Linked DNA regions of Mus musculus: all the other regions are linked to region 1. A link is a loop called in an ENCODE intact Hi-C map of the cell type or tissue named here. Cell type or tissue: heart. All regions are shown on one strand. Region 1 holds the start of Gm34405 (a long non-coding RNA gene). Region 2 holds the start of Polr3b (polymerase (RNA) III (DNA directed) polypeptide B). Region 3 holds the start of Tcp11l2 (t-complex 11 (mouse) like 2).

Evidence for each region. Peaks named below come from ENCODE experiments on the same cell type or tissue, not always from the same donor. Only the 100,000 strongest peaks of a DNase experiment are listed, where the experiment ranks them.
Region 2: it touches region 1 in a loop (3-fold over the local background); 21 of 42 quality-filtered maps call a loop at or near these places.
Region 3: it touches region 1 in a loop (2.1-fold over the local background); 6 of 42 quality-filtered maps call a loop at or near these places.

Annotation. Positions count from the first base shown.
Region 1 is chr10:84,510,027-84,518,026 of GRCm38, reverse strand. Gm34405 (a long non-coding RNA gene) reads left to right here and starts at 365. Exons shown (of 4, transcript XR_380642.4): 1 at 365-1,711; 2 at 2,217-2,345. It overlaps E230014E18Rik (a long non-coding RNA gene), which reads right to left and starts at 324. Exons shown (of 2, transcript XR_003948929.1): 1 at 1-324. In heart, CTCF peaks have their summits at 2,380 (motif pointing left) and 3,757 (motif pointing right); DNase peaks (open chromatin) are centred at 1,436, 2,266 and 3,656.
Region 2 is chr10:84,618,048-84,626,047 of GRCm38, reverse strand. It overlaps Polr3b (polymerase (RNA) III (DNA directed) polypeptide B), which reads right to left and starts at 3,750. Exons shown (of 28, transcript NM_027423.2): 1 at 3,510-3,750. The coding sequence starts at 3,581. Gm17249 (a long non-coding RNA gene) reads left to right here and starts at 3,403. Exons shown (of 2, transcript XR_380645.4): 1 at 3,403-3,851; 2 at 4,590-5,525. In heart, a CTCF peak has its summit at 4,164; DNase peaks (open chromatin) are centred at 3,587 and 3,707; H3K4me3 peaks cover 1,984 bases; H3K27ac peaks cover 1,518 bases.
Region 3 is chr10:84,572,523-84,580,522 of GRCm38, reverse strand. It overlaps Tcp11l2 (t-complex 11 (mouse) like 2), which reads right to left and starts at 3,576. Exons shown (of 10, transcript NM_146008.2): 1 at 3,511-3,576. Gm34515 (a long non-coding RNA gene) reads right to left here. Exons shown (of 3, transcript XR_380644.2): 1 at 7,948-8,000; 2 at 5,876-5,914; 3 at 5,455-5,676. In heart, a CTCF peak has its summit at 3,907; DNase peaks (open chromatin) are centred at 1,552, 3,102, 3,622 and 3,992; H3K4me3 peaks cover 2,698 bases; H3K27ac peaks cover 1,513 bases.

The DNA.
Region 1 (8,000 bases):
ATCTCCAGCATCTTCCTCCTTTCCTAATCAGACTGCTCCATCTCTGAACCTGAACCCTAAGCCGACTTGAATGCTCCACCCAGGACCCCACCCTCCAGGCTGCTGGTCGGAAAGCCTCTTCCCTCTGTGCTACAATGGCTTGCATGACTGCTTTCTTGCTGGATGGCACCCTCCGTGTTTGGGTCTTTCATCTCTGTATCTGCAGAGAAGTTACCATGCTTGGTTCTAGGAGGCGTACCAAGTAACTAACACTTCCTGAGTACTGAGTATGCACAGTCATTCTTCTAAAGGCTTTATGACAGCCACACAGGGAGGCACTATGTTTAGCAACCCACCCTGCCCCACCCTGCCCCGTTTCTTGATAGGTGAAGGCTCCAAGGAGGCTAAGTACTTTGTTCAGAACATTTCCTGGTCATAGTAAGTGGTGAACCAAGTCCCCCCCTCCCAATGATGTGCTATAAAAATGGAAGACTGAAAGCAAAACTCTATTCACCTATGTATTTTTCAGTTAGTGAGTACATCAGTGTCTAACTGTGCTGTGCTAAGCAAAGAACACTTGTATTTACTTAGAGCTCTATAAGAAAGCAGGCTGAGCTTACTTGGAGCTCTACGTGTGTGTGTGTGTCTGTGTGCATCTGACACATGTCCAGGCCTTCAGAGGTCCGAATAAGGTGTCAGATTCCCTGGAATTGGAGCTGTGGATAGTTGTGACCTGTCCAACATAGGTGCTGGCAATGGAACCTGGGTCCTCTGCAAGAGCAGCAAGTGTTCCTAACAGCCGAGCAGCCGAGCCATCTCTCCAGCCCTTAATTAACTCCATGACCCTTTTTGTATGTGAGGGAAATTTCCCAGTTAAAGGGTGTGTGATTGTGTGTGTGTGTGATTGTGTGTGTGTGTGTGTGTGTGTGTGTGTGTGTGGTGTTGCAGGATCTTACTATGCAGCCTCAGGCTGGTCTTGAACTAACAGTATTCTCCTGCCTCAGACTGGTCCTGGGATCAAAGGAGCATATCAAGACAGTTGGCCCTATGGTCACTTTTTGTAAGGAGAAGAAACACAGGGAGAAAACTCACGCATCAGACATACGATAGTGTAAATCAGAAAGCCCATGATAACCGACTCACCACCAGTCCCTGTGGGCCTGTAATCACGATCAATCAACGTGAATAATTCTGATAGGGACAGACCATGCAACAAACAGGCCTTGCATAGTAAAGATTAAAGGGGCTCAAATTAAACCTTCGTCTTTTTTTTTTCCCCAGATGGGGAGACAGCCTCAGAGAGAGGAAGTTGTTCACCCAAACTGCTCAGACCAACTGGTTCAGGAGACAAGACAGGGCCTTGTTCCTCCTCCCTGGTTACTTGTCTTGGCCCCGTGCCAGCCTAAGTAACGATTGGAAGCGCCGGGCAGCAAGTGAAGGATCAGAGCTGCTGCAAAAGGTGTGGCACTTCCTCTAGGCTGTGCCAGGCGAGCGTGTTGGTTCCTGACACCCTGAGCAAGGCCGATTGGGCAATGGGCCTGTGGTGAGGGCAGAGCCACCTGTGCTGGGGTACTTGGTCATGTTCTGTGGAAAGTGATGGTTGCACACTGGGTGCAGCTTCCCCTGTCTTAGGCCATGTGCTCGCATGGAGTCAGTCTTAGAAACACCGATATTTAGAAAGTTCCAACCTCTCATTTTCTTAATTGGCTCTCATGGGGAGAGGAGTTCCGAGGTAGAATTATAAGGTCAGGATGGAGGACACTGGATGAGGGTGCTGGTCTGACAGGCTGTGCTGCTCTGGGTAACTTGCCCCTTTTCTGAGCTCCACAGTCTTTCTCACCTTCAACTCTCCTTGACTCTGTAGCCTGTCCTGATTCTTGGGGAACTTCCTGAGGGTAGGACTGGGGAGGAGGGCTGGAGGGCTGGGGAGAATGGAGGAGGGCTGGGGAGGATGGAGGAGGGCTGGAGGGCTGGGGAGAATGGAGGAGGGCTGGGGAGGATGGAGGAGGGCTGGAGGGCTGGGGAGAATGGAGGAGGGCTGGGGAGGATGGAGGAGGGCTGGGGAGGAGGGCTGGAGGGTTGGGGAGAATGGAGGAGGGCTGGGGAGGAGGGCTGGAGGGTTGGGGAGAATGGAGGAGGGCTGTATAGGTGAGGAGGAGGGGTAGAGATTGGCCGTATCCCTGGGGGTGGGGGGAGGTGAGTGGCTTTTGTCTGAACCAAGCCTCTGTTCCCACCAGAGACTGACACACAGCACCCCCTTACTTATTGATATGAAGTGGACGAAGTCTCTTCACCTTGAGATGGTACAGACCCATCAGGAAAAAAATCCAAGGCTGCTCAAGCTACTGAATTTTTTCTGTTAGGAGGTATGTGGTTCAGCATCAGGGGAGAATGTGGTGCCATCTAGTGTCTGATCCTGGGATCACAGGAATGGTATGATTTAAACTCTGGTGTGAGCTAGGGCATCATTACATACAGCCCCAAGGCTACTATTTGAAGAGACCTACACGTGCACTTTTCTGTGCTATAAACACCTTTACAGCACACACACACACACACACACACACACACACACACACACACACACACCCCTAATTAGTTCCCTTTGAGAACCTAATGATGAAGAGGTCTGTTCATATGAATCTTTGGAACATTGGCTCTAAGGAGCTTTCTTCTTCCCCAATCCATCTAGCCTGGAAGGTCAGGCAGAGAGACTTTTAGACCGGTAAGCCAAATTGGGATATTAGTATTCGGTGATAACCTCTCAAATTGTGCATGTGTTAAATGTCACACCCTGGGTGGGACACATGTTGTACAGCTCAGGGGATTGGCCAGGGGAATGGGTTGTCTCTGATAAAAAATTTGTTTCCTAAAATGCACCCGGGATCCGAGCCTTCAAGCTCATCCTGTGTACCCCATATTGGCAGTTAGGAAATTGGGTTCTGTGTTCAAACTCCAGCCACACCCCTACCAATCTGTCTGCCCGTGGAAACACTTCTTGTATTCTATGCCTGGGTCTCCCCACTTAACAAATGGATGTGAAGCCGGCGACACCTACTTACTTCATGGCGTTGGTGTAAGGTTTGAAGTACTTTCAAATCTTTCCACTTGGGACGTAACAATTGGCCACAGTGCTGGGAATGCTGGGAGCTGGGGAAACAAAGCTTGTAGCAAACTGTCGCCTCTAGAGTCCATGGCTCCCACCCACTCACTCTCACTGATCTCTTAACCCATTTAGGTCTCTGGCTCCTGAAGGCACTGGGAGGTTTTTTTGTTTTGTTTTGTTTTTTTTTGTTTTGTTTTGTTTTTTTTTTTGTTTTTTTTGTTTTTTGTTTTTGATCCTTGCAGTTTCTGAGATGAATACATGGAAATTGTTACCCTGAAGAATGGAAGCTTTGAGCTTTGCGGGACTCTTTTAAGGCCTGTGATGTCAGAGCTTCATACATCAAAGAGCTTTGGGTTTTCTTGTTGCACTGTTGTTGGTGGGGGGTGTGGAGGGGGCGTCTTCTAGCTAAGAGTTCAGGCACAGGCAGGTCCTCCCTCAGCCCAACCTGGCCTCTGTGTTCTTTCTTACCAGCTTCCGGCGTCGTTTATCTTCTTCTCATACTTCAGAGAGGGAAACTGGGGTTCCAGTAAGCAAGAAGGAGTACAGGAGGGAGGGAAGTCTGCAGAGAGACAGCTTGGAGACAACACTTATGACTAGTCCCCAAGGAAGCCTTCATTAGGCAAGACTCCCACAAATCAAATGCCTCCCAGTGGTTGTTTCCATATGTGTCCAGGAGAGGGCAGTGTGGTGCAGAGGACAGGTTGGGGCCAGGCAGCTGGCCTTGATGGTTCTCGATCATTTTGTTGGGAAATCTTTGTTTTTTGTTGGGAAATCTTTGTTACCTGTCAGATATGAAGCTTGGCCCCAATTTTCCTCATGATCTCTTCTAGTGGAGAATTCTGTAATCCCTACAGGAGAGAACAAAGCAGAGTCAGTCAAGGATTCCAAGGAAATAAGAAACAAGGCCAAGCAGTAGGTGTAGCTGGGAAATTTATTTGTGCGGGGCTCAACTTTCTTTAAGTGAGCCCAACAGGGGGGAAAACCCTTGAATGGCCTCCCCCAGAATCACATGTTTGAGTTAGGAGGGTTATCAAAGGCCCCCCCCCCAAGTTGTTGAGAGTTCGGAATGAGATTGTGACCTGGCCTTTCTTGGGGTGACCAATGCTTAATCCCAAAGACACCGTTAAAGATGCCAACACCACACGCTGGTGGTTCCCCATCTCTGCAGTTTGTAATAGTAGGGGTGGCTTTCTTTGGAGACGGGCATTCCTTCCAAAAGTGGATTGATGCTAAGCCTGTGGTGGCTTTGGGGTGTCCCTTGGCAGAGACGGAAAGTGAGGTCGGCAGTCTAGGCTTAGCCCCGACGGCCCCAGCATCTCTCATCTTTGCTTGGGAAACCCTCACTAAGCTTGTTCTTGAACAATTTCATACATGTATATAATCCGTTCTCGTTTCTGCTGCCCTTTCCTCTCTTCTCTTCCTAGTCTTTTTCCTCCCTTCTCATTCTTTTGCTTTATTTTGTGACTTTCTGAGCTTAACCAGGGTGATCCGTGGCTATATTGAACCCTACTGTGGGTATACAACTGAAGACAGTAACTACCTGTCTTAGGGTTTCTTTTGCTGTGCAGAGACACCATGTCAACCCTTATAAAGAAAAACATTTCACTTTGGGCTGGCTCACAGGTTCAGAGGTTTAGTCCATTATGGCCATGGCAGGAAGCAGGTGTGGGCAGATGTGCTGGAGAGGTAGCTGAGAGTTCTACATCTGGATTAGCAGGCAGCAGGGAGGGAAGGAGGGAGGGAGGGAGAGAAGAAGGGAGAAAGGGAGGGAGGGAAGAGAGAGAGTGAGACAGAGAAAGAGAGACAGAGAGAGGAGACTGGACTTGGCTTGAGCATTTGAAACCTCAAACCCTATCACCAGTGATAAACTCCCTCCACCAAGGCCACACCTACCCCACAAGGCATATTTACCCCAACAAAGCCACACCCACCTCAACAAAGTCACACCCACCCCACCAAGGTCACACCTACCCCACCAAAGTCACACCTACCCCAACAAGGTCACACCTACCCCCAAAAGGCCACACTTTCTAATAGTGCCATTCCCTGGTGACCAAGTCTTCCAATCTATGATCCTCTGAGGGCCATTATTATTCAAACCACCACACTACCCTTTCCCACAGAACCTTTCAGTAGTCAGTAGTCTACTAAGTAGAAAGGAGCAGAGGCCTAAGAGTCCCCCTCCTTACTCCATGACTGACTACGAGCAGGCTCAGTCTTCTGCAGACTATTGCCGGAAGCTAGCTGAAGCCAGGAAGAGATGATGATTGCTTGAATGGCGGAGTCATACCCAGAAGACAGCCACCACACAGCCCTACTGCCTACTTTCTGACCCTTATATTCTTCTCTCCCTCTCTTCCTTAGTGCTCCCTTAACCCCAGAGGGAATGATACAGATGCCCCACTCAAGGCTGAGCATTTAACTGTCACATCATCATCATCATCATCATCATCATCATCATTATTATTATTATTATTATTATTATTATCTCTCTATAGAGCCCTGACTGTCCTGGAACTCACTATGTAGACAGGGTGGCCTTGAACTCCCAGACATCCTCCTGCCTCTGCTTCCTGAGTGCTGGGATTAAAGGCGTGCACCACTATGCTCGCCTATCACATTATTCTTTGGATCTCCTAATTCATTGCCATTCATTATAAAGAAAAGCACTTGTCAATGAGTATAAAAAGAATATTTCGGTGGCAGCTTGGTGTTATTAATTTAGCTAAACAACAGCAGTAGAATTCTCTCCTAGAGCCTAAGACCCTTTTAACTGGGCTCATATTACATTACCATAAGTGAACTTTCTCCTACAGAGCAGGCCACCGAATCCAAACAGAGAACAGTTGGTTACCCTCACAACAGCCATGCCATTATTGTACTGTGGGCACATCTTGGGGGTTGCTATTGTAGTGTGTAGGGTTAATAGCTGAGTCAGACCCTGGGTTGCCTTGTTTCCCCCAGCAGCCTGTGTAGCACCCTTTAGCACTGGGAAAGCTAGCCAGCAAGGAAGAAACGTCCATTCAGTTCCAGCTTAAATTTTCTGTATATTGCAACTAAAATGTGTGGTGTCTTCAGCAACAGGGCTTGGGCAAACAAGAGGAATGGCAAAAATTTGTATTATTTTGTGAGTCTTTGGGTCTTCTCTGAACTAACAGCTCACAGGAGGTACATTTGACATTGGGAGTTTTTGTTCAATACCCATGAAATTTAAAGACAGTATTGTCCAACCCTACCTGTAGGATATCTCTCTCTTCTCCTTGACCTGTCCATTTCTTCTTCTCCTCCTCCTCCTCCTCCTCTTCCTCCTCCTTCTTCTTCCTCTTCTTCTTCTCCCCCCTCTGTCTCTCATGCACACAGATTTTAAAAAAGATTTGTTTATTTATTTTATGCATATGAGTACACCATAGTTGTCTTCAGACACATCAGAAGAGGGCATCAGAACCCTTTACAGATGGTTGTGAGCCACTATGTGTTTGTTGGAAATTGAACTCAGGACCTCTGGAAGAATAGTCAGTGCTCTTAACCTCTGAGCCATCTCTCCAGACCTCTCTCACACATTTTTAACCTATATCTTTCATTGCCTACAAAGTAGCACGTTACCACATTGTTTGTTTGTTTGTTTGTTTGTTTGTTTGTTTTACATACCCTTCACTTGGGTTAACCTTCTCTCTTCCTTGTCTCCCCTATGACCACACTATGCTCAAACTCCACCTCCCTGCCCCTGGATTCTTTCCCTGTTTTCTCAATGTGTGGGTGTTTTGCCTGCAAGCATGTCTATATACTACATGCATGGGCTCTCCTTGTTTTTATACCACCTGTGTTTTGTCCCCCTCCCCCAAGATAGCTCCCATTACAATGACCCTATTCTTCTCTCCTATCTTAGAGTCATTTAAGAGACAGGATCAAGGACAGTAAAGGTTTCACTTGTCATTGAGAGGCAGGCAGGCTTGGTGGGTAGCTCCAAACACATGCATCCTCATTGAGTTCAATGATTCAGAACACCACAAATCCAGGGCCAAATGTGTGAACTTGGGACAAGGAAGACTTGTTTAGGACTCTCCTGCCATGATTCTCATTTCCCCACTGCTGGACTTAGACCTGAAGCTATTGGAGACGAGACAACTGAGTGTTTAGGAACACAAGCTTTGGGGGCATGTGAGTGGGGTGTGTGATTTGAGACAAGTTATTGTCTTGGCTCCTCACTTGTAAAATGATGGCCATTCTAAGCAGAGCCTACCTTATTGCATATTGGGGAGATTAAGTCTGGGCAGAGCTTGAAAACATTACAATGGTGATGACTTATTGAATACAAACACTCTTGACTCTATTACAGAGACTCACGTGTACCAAGAAAACAATTCCGGGAGAAAGTACATTAGAGTTGTGTTGTCTCCTGTTCCTACCAAGGTAGGATAAAGACTGGAATTTATCACCTGTTTGAAACAGCTCAGTTGTAAGGATAGAATAAGAAAGTTTCAAAAGTAGGTTGTCACAGCTGTTTTAATCTCAACTCATTTATTCACTATAATAAGTGTAGGAGTGGGTTTAATTTTTTTATTTTTAAAATTTATTTATTTATTTACATTATATCCTGATTATAGTTTTCCCCCCCTCCTCTCCTCCTAGTCCTCCCCAACTCCTCCACTCCTCTTCCCCATCTCTTCAGAAAAGGGGAGGCCTCAGTCAAGTTGCAGCAAGACTAGGTACATCTACTGAGGCTAGAAGAGGCAGCCCAGTAGGAGGAAAGAGTTCCAAAGGCAGGGAAAAGAGTCAGAGACAGCCCCTGTTTCTTGTTAGGAGTCCCACATGAGGACCAAGCTACACAACTGTTACATATACAAACGTGCAGAGGGCCTAGATCAGTTCCCGGCATGCTCCGGTTGGTGGTTCAGTCTCTATGAGGCCCTATGGG
Region 2 (8,000 bases), 110 kb before region 1:
GCTCCCATATTTCAAAATTTCCCCTCCGTGCACAGTGAAATTCCTCTTATCTCACAGACAAGAGGGGTGAGTATACAGTCTTTGTGGAGAACTCACTGCCGGCCACAGACACAGACTTTTTATTCTCCTGTAGAAAGTCAGACCTTCCCTTGCTTAATCCCCCCAACTCTTGGCTGTGTACTCAGAAACCTTCTCTATTGGTTTGTTCTCACAACTGTTCAACGTTTTAGCCAGCTGTGGTGGCCCAGGCCTATAACCCTAGCAATTAAGAGGCAGAAGCACAATCACTTCAGAATCAGCCTCAGCTATAGCAATTCCAATCTAGCCTGGGCTACATAAAGCACTGTCTCCGTGAGGTGAGAAAATGCACAAATGACACAAGGTTGGTGAAGGACTGCAAGGATGGCAATAGAGAAAAAGCCTAAGAGTTGGTAGTGGAATTCTAAACATTATCACCATTCCAGGAAATAGCTTAAGTTTAGGAATATATTGCCCATTGCACTTAGGGTGTGCTGGTTTGAGTAAGAGTGGACCCAGAAGCTCATGAATTTGAATGCTTAGTTACCGGGGAGTAGAACTCTCTGAAAGGATTGGAAGGGTTTGGAAGTGTGGCCTTGTTGGAGGAAATGTGTCACTGTGGATGGGTTTTGACGTTGCAAAAGCCCATGCCAGGCCCAGTCTGTCTCTGTCTCTCCCTCCCTCTGCCTGCATACAGATCAGGATACAAAGCTTTCAACTACTTTTTCAGCCCCATGCATACCATTCCTGATACAAAGACAATGGACTAACCTCTGAAATTGTAAGCCAGCCCTAATTAAAAGCTTTCTATTTTAAGAGTTGCCTTGATCAGGGTGTCTCAGACAGAACACTGACTGAGACATAGGAGAAAATCTAAAGTCATCAACATGGTTTTTGTTGTTGTTGTTGTTGTTTTTACCAAGTCTGGCCAATGCTTACTTCCCACCTCTTTCCCACCATTGCTTAGTGTACTTGCTCTGTTGGGTTGGGTTTTTGTTTTGTTTTGTTTTTCCCCTTGTATACTTATTCTGTCTTTGATAGTTTTTTTTCTCATTAAACTTTCAACTTTAATTTGTAGATTACATTTTGTGTTTCAATCATGTCTTCCTTAGGAAGCTACCACAGTGTCTGCCATAGACCCTTGCGTGTTTCTAACACCGCTGGCCCCTTTCCCTGGTCTTATTCTCTGTAGCAGGGTGCTCAGGCTTTGGCATTTTCTTTTTTCTGAATGAATGAACATAATGAATCATGTTACTTACTGCCTTTGCCAAAGAAGGCAAAGAATGGCACGGGAGACTCAGAAATTGACATTGCACTTACTCATATTGATTATTCCCATCTATGTAAGTGGGATAATAAACAGTAATGAACAGTACTTACTAGAGCAATAGTTTCGCGTGCTGAGTTAAATGAACAAATGCTATTTCCTTTTAGCTCAGCCTATTTTCTATTCAGCTCCACAACTTGTATTTTCTCTACAACTTTCTAGACAGGAGCTCTGGTTTATTTGAACTAATCATTTCTATTATATTTTTCCTTCATATTATACTGTGGTAGGAAAAGTTACTCAGGCTTTGGGGCTGGTTATTATTCATCGATGAGGTGAGCAAATACTAATCGACTATACTGAGTACTTATGGGGTAGTGTTTCAGCAACTTAAACAAGTAAACAGACTTGCCTCCTGACTTCAGAAGTCGTTAGCTTAATAGGGGCGACATGTAAGCAAATGGAATGACACTTGGTAGGTGCTATAACAGTATGCAGTGAGGTGGATTATTATAGATGCTAGGTATACTGCCATGACTGAGCATGGTGGTTGTATGAGGGAGGCATTCCAAATAAAGGGAGCCACTGTGTGCAAGCGCACAGGGTTGAAGGAGCTGGCAGGGTGGAGAACACTGAGGATGTCTATGCCTGCTATGAGTTAGACATGGTGAGGAAAGAAAGGTAGGTACATTGAAGAGGCTTAAGGTAGTGAATGAGGTGACAGCAGGTTCCAGTGAGCCAGTGCACCGTGGCTCAAAAGCTGAGTTAGGGCTGGGAAACACAGACAGAAGGACCAGAAAGCAGTGTAGTGGCCCATTTGGAAGACACCGAGAGTTCCAGCTCATGCTGCAATTAAGGACGATTGTGAGGAAGGTTCCTTACAGCAACACTGTAACACGACGCTGTGATCTACAAAACTCTCCCTGGAGAGCCATACCAAAAATATTAAAAGTAAAATAAAATAACACTCATAAAGCTTGGAGTTAAGTCTGCAGTTTTGGACTGGGCTACATTCTTAACTATCCTTTGCTGCATGGGCTGCAGGTCCTGTTGATTAGGAGTAGGGGAACACTGAGAAATAAGCCAAACACAAAGACAAATACTGTGTATTTTCCCTAAGAGGATCTTGGAACTCATTCTTCAAAGTCCCTGAGACAGTGAGGTTGTGATCCTACCACCTCTACATACCAAATGCTGAGATTAAAGTCGTGGGCCCCTACACCCTGTCATAGCAGGAATCAACCACGGGTGCTCTGGAAGAGCAACCAGTAGTCCTCAATCCCTGAGCCGCCCCTGGGTCCTAAGTCACTGATCAGGTCGCTCCCAATTAAACCCTTCAATGGTGCTTTACTATTCCCAGGGAGAAAGTCTAACACCTTCTAAGAGTTAACACATTTCAGAATCAGGAAGGCATCTTTTACTGCCCTCTTCCCCTAGCTCCACTAGATTTATTTGTTCCCCTGAAACAACTGATGGTGTGTCTGGGGTCATGTACAACCTGTTCCTCTGCCTGAATTTCTTCCTCGACCATCTTCAGTCCTAGATGTCCCTATTCTGTGCCAAAGATGTCAAGGTTCAGTGAGAATTTATATACCTTCTCAGGAAACAAAATCATGTCAATAACTGCACTTCCTTAGGCAGTTCACCGTGAAGCAATTATCCTTTAACTTTTAAGAATCTGATGAAAGCTATAGGGGCCCCTAAGAAAATACAAGATCAAAAATGGGGGACGAAGGGATAGTCAAGGTACTTAAACTAAACCTGCAGTCCAAAGAAACTGTGGAGTAAAAGGAAAATGATGACAAGGGTGAGATTCCCATTTACTTTTAGCACCAAAGCCGGCTATGGGACCTCAAGAACATTGCCTACGTTCTCAGGATCTCTGTGTCCTTCCAGGTGAGATCGGCAAGAAGATATTGGTTCCTGAGAGAATACACAAGGACCAATTCTTGCCAGTGCACACTTAAATTAGAAAAGCTTTACCCGAGAGCCATTCGCTAAGCTTCTAAACGTAGGACGCTACTGAGAGATCTGTACTTGCTGCTACAAACGCTCAAGAACCACACCTGGTAAAAGCTCACACACCCGGAGCTCCGAGCATGTGCAGAAGTTCTGAGCATGCGTAGAAGCCCAGGGACCCGCCCTCGTCATCCTGAAAACTCTCCCGGCAACGCCTCCTTAGTCGTCTCCAACCTCTTCCGCTGCCTGCGCTCACGGCACTTACCTCCACAGTCGGGATCGGCGCAGTCAGCTGCTCCGGAGTCAGGCTCCCGAACTCCTCGGCTAGAACATCCATTCCATTCACGGTAGAGGAAGAAGTCGGCAGAATGTTCACATCCGCCCGTGCGGCTCCAAGCAAGTAGCACGCGGAGAGTGGTGTGCGTTCTCCTCCGGTGTCCCCGTGGCGCTTGTTTACGGGGAGGCGTTTCAAAAGGTTCCGCCTGGTCAGGGCCTAACCTGCGGAGGAACCCGGAAGTGACCGAGCCGGATGTGGAAAACTACACCCACTGGTGTACTTCCGAGGTCTCGCCGGGCTAATCCTAGCCTCTTGACAGGCTCATTTCCAGTATCCCCAGAATGATTGAATACGGCAAAGTATAGTAGTTCTAACTGTATAACTAATCTGAAAAATGACTCGATAATACACATTAGTCACAACATGAACTTCTAAAGCAGAGATTTCAATTAACTCAGTCTAAACTGCTTGTATGTTGTGTAGTACAGAAGAGCAAAAGTCCTTGCTTAAATAATTGGTGGTACCTGCGTGTAATGAACAGGCATCAGCCGGGCGTGGTGGCGCACGCCTTTAATCCCAGCACTCGGGAGGCAGAGGCAGGCGGATTTCTGAGTTCGAGGCCAGCCTGGCCTACAAAGTGAGTTCCAGGACAGCCAGGGGGCAGTAAAAGATGCCTTCCTGATTCTGAAATGTGTTAACTCTTAGAAGGTGTTAGACTTTCTCCCTGGGAATAGTAAAGCACCATTGAAGGGTTTAAACGGGAGCGACCTGATCAGTGACTTAGGACCCAGGGGCGGCTCAGGGATTGAGGACTACTGGTTGCTCTTCCAGAGCACCTGGGGTTGATTCCTGCTATGACAGGGTGTAGGGGCCCACGACTTTAATCCCAGCATTTGGTATGTAGAGGTGGTAGGATCACAACCTCACTGTCTCAGGGAGTTTGAAGAATGAGGTCCAAGATCCTCTTAGGGAAAACCCAATAAATTATATTAGAATAGTTAATTAACGGTTTGGGGGAAAATATGTTTAAATCCTATGTCGATGAAATATACCTTAACAAAACACTAGAAGGAAACGTCAGAGGGACGGAGTTTGTTACCACTACACCGAATAAACGAAGGATTGCACATAATCCTCCCACGGCAGCACAGACACCTATAATCCCAGCATTTAGAAGCTAGAGGTAGGAGGGCATCCAGAAATTCAAGGGCATCCTTGGCTACCTAACAAGGTCGAGGCCAGCCTGGGCTACATGAAACCCTGTCTCCAAAGAAAAGGTAATGTATTAATAACATTGATTGGTGAAAGATTTCAAGGATGGCAACGGAGAAAGCATAAGAATTGCTAAAAGTTGTATTCCATTAATTTTTAAAAAATTAGATACACCTATAAAAAATCTCTATGAATAGTAAACACACAGTTGGTAGAAGACAAAAGGATTTGTCACTGAAATTGGAAATGAGTTCATGCAAGTCCAATGGTAAGAAAAATCCCATGGGAAGAAGAGGTAAAAGATGCCAACAGTTTTTAAATGAGTTTCAGTTTGGGAACATACAAAAATTGTGGAGATGGATGGTGTCACATGAGTGTGTACAATGCTCCTGGCCATTTAATAGTTGAACTATTTAATAGTTCACCTGTATAATTAGCACCATCTAATAATATGTGTTCTTTTTTTTTTTTAAACCTGGTCCAAGGTAATCTGCGTACAGAGTTAGCTAGTTAAATTTCAGTGCTTGTATCTAAACGTTGTGCTGATAGACTTCTGAAACTAAGTGAAGAAAGAAAGAAAAAAATTACAGGCCACCAAGATGGCTCAGTATGTTAAGTCACCTGCCACAAAGCTTGAAAAGCCGCGTTCAGCCCCCAAGACCCACATTGTAGAAGGAGAGAAGCAACTCTAAAGAGCTGTCCTCTGATCCCCATACTCACATGTAAGACAAATCATTTAAAACTAAGAATGATCAGCCCCCCCCCCCCTTAAATCCTTAAGATTTACTCAGAGAAACTACATTTGAATGGTCCCTGTGAGTTATTATACCAGAGAGCACCCTACTTAGTGTAGTCTGGAAGGGGTTGGGAAAGGGAGCTGAAGACTTGAGGACATCAAGTTTGGCTCAGGTGTGTCAGCTGTCTTCTACAAAGTCATCTTGGATTCCCACTATGAAGATGGTTCTACTGTAAACCAGATCACAGACACCTGGAGAACTAAAAAATCTCAGCTTTCTGATTGGCAGGCTGGAGCTGGAAATCTGCATTTCTAGCAAGATCTCTGCTGCTGTGACCTAATACCATAACCTCTGTACTTGTCTAGTTCTTCAGTCTGTGAATGCTGGAATGAAAATGGCCTTGCATTCCAGGTTCTAGTGCATTGTTTGTTCCTTAATAAGTTTGTGTTGAATTCATAATTTGAAAATAGAATTGCAGTAGGTAATAATAAGTTTAACATTGTATTTCTGTTTTTCACCGAGTTTTTAAAGTTTCTTTTGAAATGAAGGACACTTTGGAGGATGCAGTCCCTAATCTTCATGGCTACACTTAGTTGACAGTGATGATGTTGGCTATTAGACCACAATTCCTTGTAAGATTTCTTGCATTACACCTGTATCCCAGATCAAACCCATGACTTCTTTTTTATCTCTAGGAGGCTAGACTTTGGAAGCAAGGTGGGGAAAAAGCCAGGGGTAGTTTTGTGCTTCCTCAGTATTATGCTACCATATCCTTTTACTGAGGTATTAATACAAAAGCCTAAAGCATAAGGTGTGGGAGCTCCCGGAGGACAAGTGCTGTGCATCCTGAGCCATCCTTTATACAAGGCGAATGGGTATGTGTTAGCCAAGTGAAAAGTTATCCAATGCCATGGGGGCAAGAATGGCTGACTGAGGGACACTGTAATCTGTAATGGGAGAGGTGTTTAGGACTCTGGGAAACTGGGAAAAGTGTACATTAATTTGAACATTACTCCTTAACAGGTATTTGATTGCTATCTTTAGGTGGATTCTCTAATTATCCACCCTTGGTGGTAAGTAGAGATCTTCATTTGACAAGCTAAGGCAGTGGTTAAGAAATTTGGCTCACACCTTTAATCTCAGCACTTAGGAGGCAGAAAGGCAGGTGAGTTTCTAAGTTCAAGGCTAGCCTGACCTACAGAGTAAGTTTGAAGACAGCCAGGGCTACACAAAAAAACCCTGTCTCAAAAAAAAAAAAAAAGAAAGTAGGAAGGGAGGAAGGAAGGAAGGAAAGAAGGGAGGGGGGGAGGGAGAGGGAGGAAGGAAGAGAAAAAGGAAAAGCAATTTTTCAAATGGAGTTGGGATTTAAATCCCTAATTATCTTAGCCCAGGACATGTTAGGTCTCAAACTCAGGTTCCTTTGAGACCTAATACTTTTAAACCACTGAATACTGACACCACACCAAAAGCATGGGGAGGCAAAGACATTTTAACACGCAGAGCTATGAGAGTTTATTTTTCTATGCTGGCAACTGTATGTGGTGCTCATGCAGGGCTTGCCAAGGACAAGTTTGTTTGGTGGCACTGGAGACCCAGCAGAGCTGTGCATTTTACAGCCTTTGTCTCATGTTAAAGAACTTAGATATGTTTCTGAGGCTTTATCAGAATATGATAGAATATATCCCATCACTACATTCCAGGTGTAAGAAAATATCTCCAGTGCTGTTTCTGTCCGTGGATATGAAAGATCCTGACAGAATGTAAAAGGTCACAGAAGCCCTGAAATTGGCAAGATAGATGTCACTGTTAGCAGAACTAGCTTCACTGATTTAGAAAAATAGAGGTGCACAATGCTCTGGCCACTCCTTGAACCTGTGTGTCTGCCAATGCTTTGACCATTCCTTGAACCCATGTGTGTGCCCACTGATGAAGCCCATTGCCGGGTGTTTGTAATATTGGTTGCTGAGAAAGAGTCAGAAAATCTCCCCAGCAACCACAGCCCGGCCAATCCAGAGTTGCTACACCTGCACCAGACTCTTTCCTTGTACCCATTTCTTGAGAATAGACATTGTTTAGATCTGGAAATCCCCTAATCTCCCCCTTTTCCTTTCCCCCCTGAGGGCCTATAAAAACTGGGACCTCTTTTCCCTCGAGGTCAACTCCTCTACCCCTGCGTGGGATATGAGTCGTCCCCAGAGCTCTGGCCTTCCCCGAATAAAGCCTCATGTGGTTTACATCAAGCTTGGTCTATCGTGAGTTCTTGGGTGTCTGCTATTGTCCTGAGGCCTGAATGAGGGGCTCCTCTCGGAGTCTTTCAGATACATTCACAAAGAACCAGGAGGTCAGAAGTCCTGCTGGGGAAAGGAGGGCCCTTCTGTCTGGAAAGGCAAAGGGAGTTCCTTAAAGTCCATCTTTCCACAAGTGAGTGGGGATGTGCATGGCCAGACATCTACTGAGAGGACTCTGGGTGTTGGGCAACATGAAGAATTGAAAGAATCTCGACTTAGCTCCACCCACAGTCCTTTCTCTG
Region 3 (8,000 bases), 62 kb before region 1:
TAGAGGTCTGCTCTTCTGGAATGGGACAGTCTGGGTTCAAAGCTGCTTGCAGGTTGTGCAGCGTGCTCCAGCTTTGTGAGCTGTCACCCATGCCAGGGTGGGGTTTGGTGATGTAGCTGTCTTTGAGTCATCTCTGTTCCTGTATGTAACCCCTCACCCATATGCTTTTAAGTACCATCAAAACCATTCGAGGTTTACCAAGCTGGACTTTGATGGTGTCCACAGTTTGGTCTGTCAGGGGCTTCCTATTCTGGGGTGTTGTGTCTTCCCAGGAAGAGTCTTTTCAAACAACAAATACAAATTCTAAGTGTTGGTCATGTCCAGATGATGTTAATTCTGCAGAATCCCACAGAATGCAAGATCTGTGAGACCATGGTGACCTTTACCGTGACTTCAAAGGATGCACTGACTTGGCTTGGGACTTCAGACAGAAAATCGTAGAAGGCATACAGCCACTACGAAGAGCCAATGCCCAGTGGAACTATGGAGTCAGGGTTAGAGCTCACGGGATTAAATTTCTCCAGAAGAGAGCTGTCAGTCTAAGCATCCAGTCTGTGAAAGCATTACCTGGGCCACAGTGTGCAGTTTTATACCAAGACCTTGGAAGCTCAAATCCTATCTTAGATGTAATGTTGTAGGGCTAGAGAGATGGCTTATCAATTAGAAACACTTGCTGTTCTTCCAGAGGACCCAGAAACTTCACCTCCAGTTTGACAGGTTTGAGAGATGAGGCCCAGTGAAAGGTTTAGGTCATGAGACTCAAGAACCAATCAATGCCAGTTATGGAAGAGCATGGAGCCACAAGTTCGTCTTTTTCTCTTATCTTAACAAAAACCTTTCGGGCTCTGCACACAGCAGACTTTTGGGGGATTGTCAGCCACCTTGTCTTTTACATTTGGAATGTAATGTCACAATTTCAAGGTACTCTTGCCTGAAGCCCCCTCATTGCCCTCATGTAAATTAGCCACCCAGAGTTCAGTTCACTGCCCAGTACATACAGGAACCCAGTGAATATCCTTATGTGAACAAATTTGGCCCCACATCTACTCATAAAATAGAGTTTTTGGGCTGTTCTGCCTGTATCACACTGCTCATTAAGCAGGTACTTACTGTAGTAGTTTAACTGTCTGTATCTCTCTTTCTAGTAACGTTTAAAATGCATATAGGAAGAAAGCATTCCCTTCTCCAGTGTCCAGTGCCTATCTCAACACAATTCCAAGGCTAGCAAGGCCTCAAGCCCTAGTAGCTTAAAGAGCACTGTACCTTGTACCACTATATTCTTCTGATACTCAATGATACAAAAAAGTAGCAATTAGAACCAACAGCTTTGGAGATGGTCTCAGTAACACACTCTGTAAGTGCTTCAGATAATTTATTTCCTCAAATCTGCAATACAACTATGTCAGGTAGGTGCTATTCTTGTTTACAATAAGAAGCCAGGGATCAGAGAGATGGCCCCACAGGTTTACAGCAGTGCAGGGGCTCCCCTCAAAAGCCAGGCAGCAGGCTGGACCCCTGAAGCCCATGCATGTTACCGTCGGGACGGCTGGAGGAAACCAGTGTCCTGCTAATCATTCTTTCCATCCCTCTCTGCCAAATTGCTCTGTCTATCATCACACGGACACTTTCACGTGTGGAAGCAAGATGACCTTACCCTGGGACAGCTGTTCAAGCACTATACCGTGAAGGACATCGCTGAAAGAGATCATTCAACAAAACAGCATTCGATCACCCCACGGTAGTGACCAAAGTCCTCTATCAGAGGGCCATTCCCTATGTTTTTCGAAATCCCTCCTTAAAACTCAGGTATTACCCAAAGGACTAACTGCTTACAGCTAGCAAGTCAAAAACATTTGGCAGTAGATTGTTCAGGTTATCCAACAAGGGCCCTGGGGAATGAAATCCACCAAGTTAAGGCTAGGATTGGGGGGGGGGGGATTAAAGAGGTGGCAAGAAGCGTTTAGTGGGTACTCTCCTTCCAAGACTTTACCAAAGTCAGGCATAAGGCACTTATAGGATAGGGGGTTAAAGGCAAGACTGAGCTCTGACGGAAAAAATTTGCAGATGCCAGACAATTTCCATCCTCGATCAAACCGTGCTTTAGCACCAGGCTAGAGTAAGGCAAAAAACACAGCACGGAGAGAACAGTACTGGTCCTCATCGAGTCTTTGCCCGCCTCGGAGAGCTAGACAAAAGCCAACAAGCCAGCCACTGTCTAAAAGGCAGATGCCCGTGCTCCACGTGTCATTACAGCATTGGGAAGGATTTCTAAGCACTTTTTATCCTGGAAAGCGTTGCCCCCGCCCCCCCCCCATCCCTGATGCCTAGTTTAACACCTGTGCTGCACACCCGGGGGGTAAGGCGCCCTTCAGCCCTGGGTCACTTCAAGTGGAGCAATGTATGAAATCCATGGGGGTAGGAAAAAGGCAGAGTAGACGGGGCGGGGTGGAGGTGGAGGTGGGATGGGGACTCCTAGCCCAGGAACCAGTGTAAGAACTGGTTGAAATTATCAGTTGGGAGGTAGGTTAACTAAGAGCTGAGAGCTGAACACCACCTTGTGCTGAGCAGCCCACTAAGGACAAAGACAAGTTGCCTGGTTTCTTTACCGTTAAGGTACCAAGACAACGATGAAAGAGGGAGGTTCCATTCTCACTGGAACCACTCAAGTGTTTCTACTCTGCTTGTAACGGTAGTTTAACAAACCCTTCTTTGTTGACTGGATTCTTGTGTTTAAACACATGATTTGGGCTTCTTGTGGTTGGGGGAGGACAGAACCTACAGTCCTGTAAAGTGCTCTACCACAGAACTACAGTCCCAGTCTAATAAACGCATTTTAGAAGTAAACATTGCGAAATCGCTCATTTAATGGAAGTTTTTCCTCTTGTACTAACGTAAACACATAACTGTGTCATCCACGTGCCACCGAATCTCGTTGCTATGTTTTGTGGCGCCACCCAAAGCAAGGCAAAGCAAGGGTCTGAGAAGGCAAGGGTCTGACCCAGATGTGACCTGAGCTGGCCTCCTGGACAGTCAAGTCCAACGGAAGTCCCAGGAGTCCTGCCCGCTCGCCCACGTTCTCTGCTCGCCCCTCCCTCTAGCAGCACCACGTTTCCTGTCAAAACAAACGTTTGGGGGAGGGGACTGCCGGGACAGAACCCAGCTCTCGAGAAACCCAGCAACAAGACCCAAACATAGGGCCGAGGCCCAGCCGGGCCCCACCGCGGCTCAGTCCCACTCCTCCAGGGACGAGGGATTGGGGACCTGACCGCACGGGGAGCCCAGAGCGTCTCGCGCCGTTGAGCACAGTCGCTGGCACGCACCCAAAGGGATGTCATCACGACCAAGCGGCCCCGGCAGAGCCTGGGCCACCACTGCCACCGTGCCCCACTTCAAGCCTTGACTCCGAGGTCAAATGTCCCGAACTCGGAGGGCACAAGGAGCCCTCCCGCTGCCATAAGGAGACGCGGTCCCCTCAGATCCCACGGCCCCTCCCCTGGGATGGGTACGCACCCCCGGATCCCGCGTAGAGACTCGAGGAAAGCTAGGTGGCGGGGGTCGCGGGGCTCTGCGTATCCCCCCTCAACCAGCGTCGCAGACAAGGGGAGACTCAGCAGTCTGTCAACTCTGGAGCCCCCCCGCAGCCCCACGCGGTATTTAAAGGGCCCAGAGGTACTCCCTGGGCGCGACCATTCGGGAAGGAACTGGAGGGGGACTATAGCACCGCGGCGCCAGAATCCAGGGCAGGGTTCTGGCGAAGATCCCTAAATTCTTGAAGAGTCTGTCTACAAAAACCATAGCTTTCTCACGTTTCTATCGTGAAGGCTGAAGAAGGCTCAGACAGAAAGCCATTTGCACACGAGAAATGTGTGCTCCCTATATTCAGTGGTGGTACGGTCCGGACCGCCAGGGGCGGGGAGAGGAGTGAACACGGAATTGGGGCAGCCTACGGCCGGGAGCGCCTGGGCTGCTGTAGGGCCTAAAGCGTTCGGAGGCGGGGCCTGGCTGTGTAAGGGCGGGGCCTAAGTGCAGCGGGTGACGCCCCCAATCCTGTTTCTTTCAGTTTACCAGGTAGGATGAAATGGACTAACTCCAACCGAACGGACAGACTTCTGGTGTCCGCTCGCGGCAGTAATATAAAAACACTACATGCCCACCTTCACAATGGCCACACACACCGGGCCAAGCGAGTCAACAACATTCCAAACAGGCTGTCCCACGCACATCAGCGTCCAACCGCGTCATCCACACGTGTCAACATGTTCTTGTAAACACGGGTCCTGATTTGCCCCTTGAATTGGACGATTGGTTTCTGGGAGCCACACCTACCTAAGCTCTCCGAAGGCTTCGCCTGTGCACAAAGATAAAGTGTCTTACTTCTTCTAAGGGTTCTTTGGCGGCGCTTATCTTGGGGAGAGTTTTCAACCAGGCTTAATGTAAATAAGTGCTGGGAGGGGCTCTTGTGTGGTCAGGCTTACTAAGCATAACTTCTCGTGAGCTTGCTTCTGGGCATAAAGAAACAGAACCACTATTTTGCCAGGTACAAGTTGGTATTACTTGTGGGTAGCGTCATACAAAAAAAATAAATGAACTTTATATAAGCTGAAATATTCCTGTTTAGGACTAAAATCATATCGGATTGTGGAGGCAAATTGTCTACTATCATTCTAGAAAGAAGAAAACCAAAAGCAGACAATAGTTTAAAGCAAGATAGAAATACAATTGTACAGCATGGACTGGTCTGAGGTTATAACCAAGTCCCTAACATTTGCCTACCCAAGAGATCTTCTTGTTCAGTGGGATAAGAATGGAACTAAAGCACTCTTAGAAGCTCACTGTTAGCTACTGAACCTAGTTGGCAAGTTATTCTGAACAAGAAAACCTACCTAGAGATTTGTATCCATTTGTATCTGTCACTCTAGAAATTACACAACCTAAAGTGGAGCCACGGCTGCTAAGAATCCTTGCTGCTCTATCATGAGGACCACAGGCAATTTCAGATCTCATCATCCACACTGGACGGCTCTCAAACACTGTAGAACACTCTAGTTCTAAAGGATGCAGTGCTGTCTTCTGGACTCCTCCACACACAAGCACACACAGCCATAGCGCATGTACACTCTCCCACAAAGAGGGACATTCACCTCAATGGTAAAAGAAATCTTAAAAAGGCAGTAAAATATACAACCTGCTACAGATCAAGAGATTAAAGAGAAAGTGCTGCTGTCACCCAGGCTCTTTCCCATAAACCCACTGTTATTTATAATATCACTTGCTGGAATAAACAGATGTCAGAAGCCCCCAGTCTCAAGGCTTGCCAAACAACCGCCGCCACCCAACTGCTCTACAAACCTCCACAGCAAAAAGATTAACCAAAAATATTTCTAAATTCCTGGTGGCCATGTAACAATGACACATGAAAACAGTGTGTGCTTTGCAAAGCTTCCTACTAACCTGCTAAGTGTTGTGCTGTGTCATTAACTAGGAGCAGGTGAGCATAAATCAGCACAGTTGTCCAGTCACCCTGGGTGACTAACCCATTTTGACACTTCTTTTGAAAAGTTTAACTATGTAACTCTCGAAAACACAAAGGAGCCATTTCCCTCAGAGCAGATGAGTCCATTTGCAGCTTGTTGAGTGAGATTCTCCAAGTGGAATGGAATAGGGTAGAGAGCCAAGCTAGGAAGACAGAAGATACAGGAAACAAGTCTTCTTCTATTGCTTTCATTTAAATAACTTCTTATTCAAAAGCCCACTGTAGAATTTCTGCTCTCTGCCTGAGTTGTGCTGTTAAATAGAAGGCAGTTCTCTCACCCCCCTCTCAAAAAAAGCTTTGTATCACATCCTTGCCACACAGATCAAAACATAAAGTCCTCACCTCTTAGGTAGTGTTTATGACTTTCTTGGAGGCAAATATCTGAAAAGGAAACCACTTTAGTAAGTAAAATAATTAAAGTTTTATTTGAAGAAATCTTATTATTGCATCTAATCTTGGGCTTGTATTTGTTTATTTGAGACAGGGCCTCACCACGTATCCTGGGCTGGCCACAAACTTCTGATCTTTCTTCCTCAGGCCTCTGGAGTGCTGTGTTTACAAGCAGGTGGCATGGCATCCAGTTTTGTACTTAATATTTGTAAATTACCTGCTTTGAACCATTGGGAAGACTGGTGGTAATAGCTTTGTTTCCCCTCAAAGTACAACTTGTTTTAGAAATTACACATTTTATCTGATATTATTGGCAAAACAAACAAAAGGCCAGCAAAAAGACAAGGTCAAAATTTTTGCATGAATGCACATACTTCCCTTTTTATACCTCTGAAAAGTTGTAGTCCCCACACCCTTTTTGGTGGTGGTGGTGGCCACTTTGTGTGTTTGGGGTTTTTTTTTTTTTTGGTTTGGTTTGGTTTGGTTTTAATGCTGCTAGGAGCTGGAAGCCATAAACACACCCTAAGTCCAAACCTCTGAAATCTGAGTTCTAAATTAGAATGAATCCTCGGAGGAAAAAAAAAAATCAGAAAATCCCCAAACCAGCATTGTAATAGGTAGACCTACAACTCTCTCTCAACCAATTTGCTGATGGAGTTGCATCTTGGGTTTATTAAAGGGAACCCCAGTACAGCTGTGTCACACTCGCAGCTTGTGGGGGTGGGACTGGGGAGCGGTATAAGCCCCAAAGAATGAGGAAACATTGCCAGTGATTCAGCCCTCTGTCTTTCTCTGCTGGGGATAGGAAGCTCTTCTTCCTGGGTTGATCTGACTTCAAAGCTTCTCATTTTTCTCCATTCCTCGAGACTGCTACTATGAATTTTCAAAGGCTCAATTTTTGAAGACTAAATACCACGATTATCATCATTACCACCACCACAAACTGCTTGGTTTAATGTCCCATTGCTGCTGTTTTGACATTTCCTAATACTTTCTGAATGAGGGGTTCCTGCATTCTCATTTTGAGCTGAACCCCATGAATTATGTAGCTGGCCCTGGTCTCCCCACAAAGAATCTGAGTCTAGGTTTTGTTTTGCTTTCTAGTACCGTGGTTTGAGCTTAGGGTCTCACCCAAATGCTACGCATGCGCTCTGCCACTCATCTGTATTCCCAGACTCTTATTTACTTATTTATTTTATTTTGGTACAAGACCTTGCTAGGGTTTCCAGACTGATCTTGAACATGTTCTGTGGTTCAGGAAGACCTTGAACCTGCTCCCTTATGCAAGTCTTATTCTTTTACCCAGTGGTCGGTTGAAAAAAAAAATCTGTATCCATTTCAATATTGGAGGGAAAATAAAACCACAGCAACTATGTGCATCTCAGGTATTATAATAGCTCATTTAAGCAATTTCTAAGAAATTTTGGCTATACAAAAATATATTCTTGGCCTTATATACTCCCTTTTATAGACATATAAGATATGATTCCATTGAAAGATGAAGAAAAGAGAAATGGAATCAGATTTGTTTTTTTCTTATCCATCTTAAGGCACTAGAGAAGGGATTAGGAACAAATCAGTAACTGAGGGGACAAGCCATTGCAGGCAGGGGGAGGGGACAACCTGACTAATACAGACAATAGAGAATAAGGCACTGAGTGCTCAAACCACAACCACACGCCTTCTGTTCACATTTGTTATGAACCTAAAACTGCTCTTAAAAAGTATATTAAAAAATAATTACCCTCACCTTATTGGTATATTTCTCAAAATATTGGTATTTTCCTTTTGTCTTTGAAGATTAGCTATAACTATGTCGTAACTATGAACTGAGTAGCTCAATCAGCTTTCATCAAAGCCATTTTTCTCTGGATTCCGCTGAACCGAATGTGCATAAAGTCATTTTTCATATCAAATGTATCTCCCCTCACATTTAGACACAGCCCGACCCTAACCCAGACAAATACTAAAAACACCAACAGCCTTAGAGCTTTCTCCATCTCCTCTACCGTCTTTCTGCTTACCTGGACAATGCTGCTCTCCTATGGGATTCAAAAGAATGAGAAGCAAAGCCAAG